Linked DNA regions of Homo sapiens: region 2 is linked to region 1. The links are chromatin contacts, found by Hi-C or POLR2A ChIA-PET in ENCODE. All regions are on one chromosome and are shown on one strand. Each heading gives the region's core, a stretch centred on a gene start or an enhancer-like site at or near the end of the contact. The rest is flanking DNA. Distances are from core to core; before and after follow the strand shown.

Evidence for each region. Hi-C counts contacts between places; a loop is a spot of excess contacts on that map. ChIA-PET counts read pairs that join two places held with the same protein, here RNA polymerase II (POLR2A). Pooled maps may share reads with other maps.
Region 2: a map of dorsolateral prefrontal cortex shows a loop between it and region 1 (2.5-fold over the local background). The contact joins two enhancer-like sites. A Hi-C loop is called at or near these places in 3 of 168 maps with a recorded cell type or tissue (Calu3, dorsolateral prefrontal cortex and posterior cingulate gyrus) and 3 of 50 pooled maps. POLR2A ChIA-PET finds 5 or more read pairs at or near these places in 3 of 52 experiments (H1, HEK293T and activated CD4-positive, alpha-beta T cell).

What each region holds. Positions count from the first base shown.
Region 1 is chr2:199,797,781-199,800,516 of GRCh38, forward strand. It overlaps a transcript of FTCDNL1 not described here. Among named protein-coding and RNA genes, the nearest start is that of FTCDNL1, 52 kb to the right of the region's middle. Within about 2 kb of position 1,316, at least 4 of the 41 ENCODE cell types and tissues checked have a DNase peak (open chromatin) inside an H3K27ac peak, as active enhancers do; they include dorsolateral prefrontal cortex, where a contact is called at or near this core.
Region 2 is chr2:199,832,393-199,835,128 of GRCh38, forward strand. All of the region lies in intron 3 of FTCDNL1 (formiminotransferase cyclodeaminase N-terminal like), which reads right to left. Among named protein-coding and RNA genes, the nearest start is that of FTCDNL1, 17 kb to the right of the region's middle. Within about 2 kb of position 1,364, at least 2 of the 41 ENCODE cell types and tissues checked have a DNase peak (open chromatin) inside an H3K27ac peak, as active enhancers do; they include dorsolateral prefrontal cortex, where a contact is called at or near this core.

The DNA.
Region 1 (2,736 bases), core at 66-2,565:
CAGCACAGCTCAATTAACTGAATGAAGCCGGGAGAGAAAAGCTCCAATCTGGTAGCCACAGAACAGAACCTGGCATCGTTTTTGCTTAAAGAGTTTACAAGTAGATCATGGGGCATTTAAAAGACAGCCTGAATTTAAGAGTAAAGACAACAGGAAGAGGCATGAGGAGCTCCAACTCACACTTTTTCCCACTGGCGTTTCTGCAGGAAGTAAGTCAGGTGTTTGCATTCTCGAGTCATTTGATGTCTGTCTTTATGAGGAATTGTGATGTCTCTACCCTCTTTCCCCAGCCTCACACATAAGTTGAGCCAGACTTTCTGTTCCCTAGAAGTTCAGAACAGCTTTTTCCTTTAACTGTCCCTTATAAATGTAACTCAACTTGATGCAACAGAACCTGAAGTCACTTGATAAATGATTAAACCAACTATACCTAGAGAGTTATCTAGTTCTGACTCAACACCAGGGCTTGGAATTCAGCTATTGGTACATTAATTTATTTAGCAAAGGTTTTCTGAGACCAGGTATTGGAATTACCAAGTGGAATAAAACAGCCCTGTTCTCAAAGATCTCAGTCTAGTGAGAAAAACACCCTGGCAAACAAAAGTTATAATAAATGAGTTAAATACCCCAGCCAAAGTGCATAAAGTTTTCAGAAGGAGCTTCCAAATTGGGAAAGTGCTACAGGTTCTGTGGAGGTACAGTTCACCTACGTCCTCAGAGCAATTTTAGATTTCACTTCATGGGACACATGAGGATGAGCTCAAGGCATCTGAGACATTTCCCTCACTTCCTTGAAAGAGTAGCATGACCCTTCTTCTCATCCATCCCTTCCTCTTCATTCCACCACGTGAGCGGCACAGAGAGATCAGAAGGGCCCTGAGGTTGACTTTCAGAACAAGAAAGTTAGACTCTCTCTCCCCTTGGTTCTCCCAAACCACTTGGTGACAAGACAACAATGAGCAGGAATCATGCTAACAATCTTATGGATTGCTTACACGTCAACTACTGACTGTTGCCCTCAACCATACATGATCCCACAGCCAAATAAGTCAATAGCTGTGGAAGTCGGGAAAACCACAATGTAAATGCTGAAAGCCCCACATTGTACCAATGGCGTTTTCTTACAAATAGATGACATCCTCATCAGTAGCAAGTGTTGAAAACACAAGGAATGCCTGAAGAATGGGAGGGGGGTGAGTCTGTGAGGAAATCTTGTGGAAAGAAGAGAGATATTTGTAACAGCTGAAAGGAAATCCTGACACACCAGCCTCCAAAATCACTAGGCCGCCTTTCAGCCCAGGGTTCCCTCCTGCCTGGGGAATTTGGCCCCTTTCCAATGGCAGTGCCCTCATGTGCTACGCTGAAAATAAAACAAAGGATGCCATTCATCATATTTTTCAACAACTGGTTTCTTTTCTTAGTTTGAAAGAAAAACTTGGCAATCGTAAAGCTGAGTTTTTTATTTTTATATATTTTCTTCTTCGTGTCAAAATAAACTGGAAAAGAAAAAAAATAGCCCAATGGTAAGAAAAGGAAAATACACAAAATCCTTCAGAGCTTAGTTGGCCACACACTGCCACTCGACTGACACCAAACCGTGGAATGCATCTCTCTCAAGTTCTCCCAGCCCAAAGAGCCGGCTGCCTTCTGCTTCTGTAGATGTGGCTACTTAGAGAAATTCAAATAGGCTCCCAGTGTTAACTATGCTGCATATTTACTTTAATCAAAGTGACATTTCCCAGATGGTGTCATCCAGAAAACCTCATCCGAAGTGAAGAGTACAAGAGAATTTAGCAGCTCATTCCAGGGAAAATTGAACACAGGTGCTCTCCCATTTTAAGATGACTCAGTTTACAAAAATATAAAACTATGTAACAGATACCCTTTTGGCATGAATATCCCAGCCCCATAGATATCTGGTACCTGAAATTGGTACCAGGCAATCCATATGAAGGTGTGAATGTATAAATGATAACATCTCTACATTATCAGCTGCACAACCCTAATACTCTTGGGTGTTAATTCTGAGCCTGAATGTTTTGCCATTCCCAGACCCTTCCTTTGCTGAGCAGAAGGAAAGGTGAGAAAGAAAGTGCTTGAGGCAAGAAGCTGCTCTAAGGTGCCTCTGAAAATTAGTAGATCTAAATGCATTATTCACTGAATACCCAGAGTTTCCATGCTGTAGGTAAAACAGACAGCTTCCTCCATGGAGGTTACAGGATAATCACTTTTAATCACAGTATAATAAAACACTGTGATTATATAATAATCACAGTATAATCACTTTAGTAATTAGTTAATTGTGATGTGAGCTAGGAAAGAAAGGACAGGCATAACGGAGCATGTAACCTACCCTGGTGATCTTAGGAGACTTTTCTGAGGAAATGACATTGTCACTCTAGGAACTGGAGAGCAAAGGGTAAAAGAATAGACTTCAGAAAGGACAAACCTATACAGAAACCTGGTCCTGAAACTTACAAGATATATGACCTCAAGGAAGTTACTTAACTTCTCTGAGCCTCCGTTTCTGTACCTGTAGAGTGGGAATAATATTGCTCTCAGAGGGCTGTTGTGAGAATTAAATAAAGTAATAGATGTGCCAAATGCTTGGCATGTACTCAGCACACGGCCAGGTCCAGGTCCTGTGAAGCTGGAAGCTTACACCATTTTGAGTACCATCATTAAAAAATAACCCAAAAATAGGTTTGTAAGTGAATTTAGAATGAGAAAATAAAT
Region 2 (2,736 bases), core at 114-2,613, 35 kb after region 1:
TTACTATAGGAAATGGAAACATAACAGGCACTCCAAGACTGTCTGGATGTTCACAAACACGTCTCCATTTATTTTCATAATATTTCTCTGAAATAGGTACTGAATATCATTTTGCAAATGAAGAACTGATGAAGGAGAAGCTGTCTGCTATAGAACTTAAATTTCAGAGCTGAAAGCACTTCAGACATCTCTTGCTCAAGTGATTTTCTAACATCTTGCTGTGCAATCCCTTTTCTCAGAAGGTACCTTATTTGGAATCTTGATATATAAAACAGAAAAGGGGGATCCACTCTCTTTATGGTGAAAGAGACTCTCCTGGGCTCCAACTGCTCTGTACCCCCTCCACAAGGCAATGGAGAATCACTAAAAATAATGACAGCCGGTAGGAGGCAGAGGACCTGGGGCTTTACACAGTCATCGATTATCATAACCATCCTGATAGGATGACACTATTCTCCCATTTTACAGATACAAAAACTCTTAGAGACTGAAAAAGAAGAGACTAAAAAATTTTCTCAAGCCAGTTGGCAAACAAGTAGCAGACGTGGGATTTGAACTCAGATTGTTCAGCTCCCTAATTTTTTTTTTTTTTTTTAAGACAGGGTCTTCCTCTGTTTCCCAGGCTGGAGTCCAGTGGCACCATCACAGCTCACTGCAGCCTTGCCTTCCAGACTCAAGCAATCCTCCCACCTCAGCCTCCCAAGTAGCTGAGATTAGAGGTACACAGCACCACACCTGGCTAATTTTTTTAAAATTCCTTGTAAAGATGAAGTCTCACAGTGTTGCCCAAGCTGGTCTGGAACTCCTGAGCTCAAGCAATCCACCTGCCTCGACCTCCCAAAGTGCTGGGATTACAGGCATGAGCCAGTGTGTCCAGTTTCAAATTCTTATCCTGCCCACTTCCCATCTTGCTTCCCTGTCTAACCACAGTGGAATGTGATGTTATTGGTTAGTTCATGCTGATCAGAGACTGACAGGCAGATCTACACATATACACCCTGAGTGGGTGGAATTGGTATTGACCTTTCACTTGCATATATTGCTCCCCGTTTGTTAAGGACCTCTCACTCTCTTTCAGAGAAGCTATAGAGATGCTAAAGGTTCCCCAAAGAGTAGTTCAGATGGGTCATGGCAAAGCCTTGGGGATGGCCAGGAATCCTTCTGCTGGATAACATATCAGCAATGTATAAATAGCCTTCAGCATTAAGCCTACTCCCCACAGCAACAAAGAGTTAACTTGGCTCTTCCACCTATTTGGTGCTCCTCAGAAGGACAAACAAATGCTTTGCATGAGTTACTTTGCTTTCCTTGTGTGTGTTCAGCTCTCAAGCCTCTTCTTGGCTGCTGGCCACAGACAACACACAATAATCTCTCAGTGGTCTCAAAGCTGGCACTACCTCTCACCATTTGCCTGCCAAAGGAGTCAAGTCCTGCCCTCCCCCTTTTCATATCCCCACCTTTCAGATAACGACCATTTCCACACACCCTTCTCCAACCTCTTTCAACTATGTTTTGGAGAAAAATGCTTTCTGCCCATTACTGATGTTTTCTTCCACATGGAGAGAGCTCTGCTCATCTTGCTGTCTGTTACAGGCTGAATTGCGTTCTCCAAAAATGCATATGTTGAAGTCCTGGCTCCCAGTACCTCAGAATATGACCTTATTCTGGAATAGGGTCATTGCAGATGTAATGAGTTAAGATGAGGTCATACTACAGTAGGTTGGGTCCCTAATCCAATATGACTGGGGTCCTCATAAAAAGGGGAAATTGGGACACAGACAATATACAGAAAGAATGCCACGTGACCATGAGGAAGGTCAAGTGCAAGCCAAGATGGGACAGGTTCTCCCTCACACCTCTCAGAAGGAACCAACCCTGCTGCCACCCTGATCGCGGACTTCTAGCCTCCAGGATTGTGAGACAATAAATCTCTGTGGTTTAAGCCACCCAGACTGTGGTACTTTGTTACTACAGCCCTAGTAAACTAAAACACCAGCCTCGCTCCCTCCTAACTTTCATTCTCTGATGGGAAGTTTGGGAAAGAAACTGGATGTGCACAGGCCCACCCTGCCTCCCTCTTCCTTCTTAGGAGCTGGTTTTCAGCAGGAAACACACATTACAGGCCACTCCTCCTCACCATAAAGCTGTCCAGCCTCAGGCCTTGGCTGCCCGGTACTGCCTGTGACTGGCTGGGTTAGTCTAATTCTCTGGTGGGGTAGTCCCAGCCGCCAATACTAGTTTGATCAGTAATAAAGTTATTGTAGTCTCCATTTCTCATCTGCCTTTCTCTTCTGTGGGACTGGTTCCAAATGTGGGAAAGGAAGACGTGTATTATTTGTCACGCTCTCCTCTTAAACCTACCCCAATACTCTTATTTCCCTGAGGGGAGGGAGTGAAGTGACCTTCTTCTTTCTCTACTCTCTTTCTAATTTCGTTGCTACGTTATATAAACTTTGTGCAATGCTTTCCCAAAGCCTCTGCTTTCGATTGTCAGAAATTCTAGCTGTGTGGTGGCTCATGCCTATAATCCCAGAGCTTTAGGAAGCCAAGGCAGGAGGATCACTTGAGGCCAGGAGTTCCAGACCAGCCTGGGCAACATAGCAAGACCCTGTCTCTACAAAAAAAAAATTTAAAGATTAGCTGGACATGGTGATACATGCCTGTAGTCCTAGCTATTCAGGAGTCTGAAGCAGAAGAATCACTTGAGCCCAGGAGGTCAAGGCTGCAGTGAGCTAG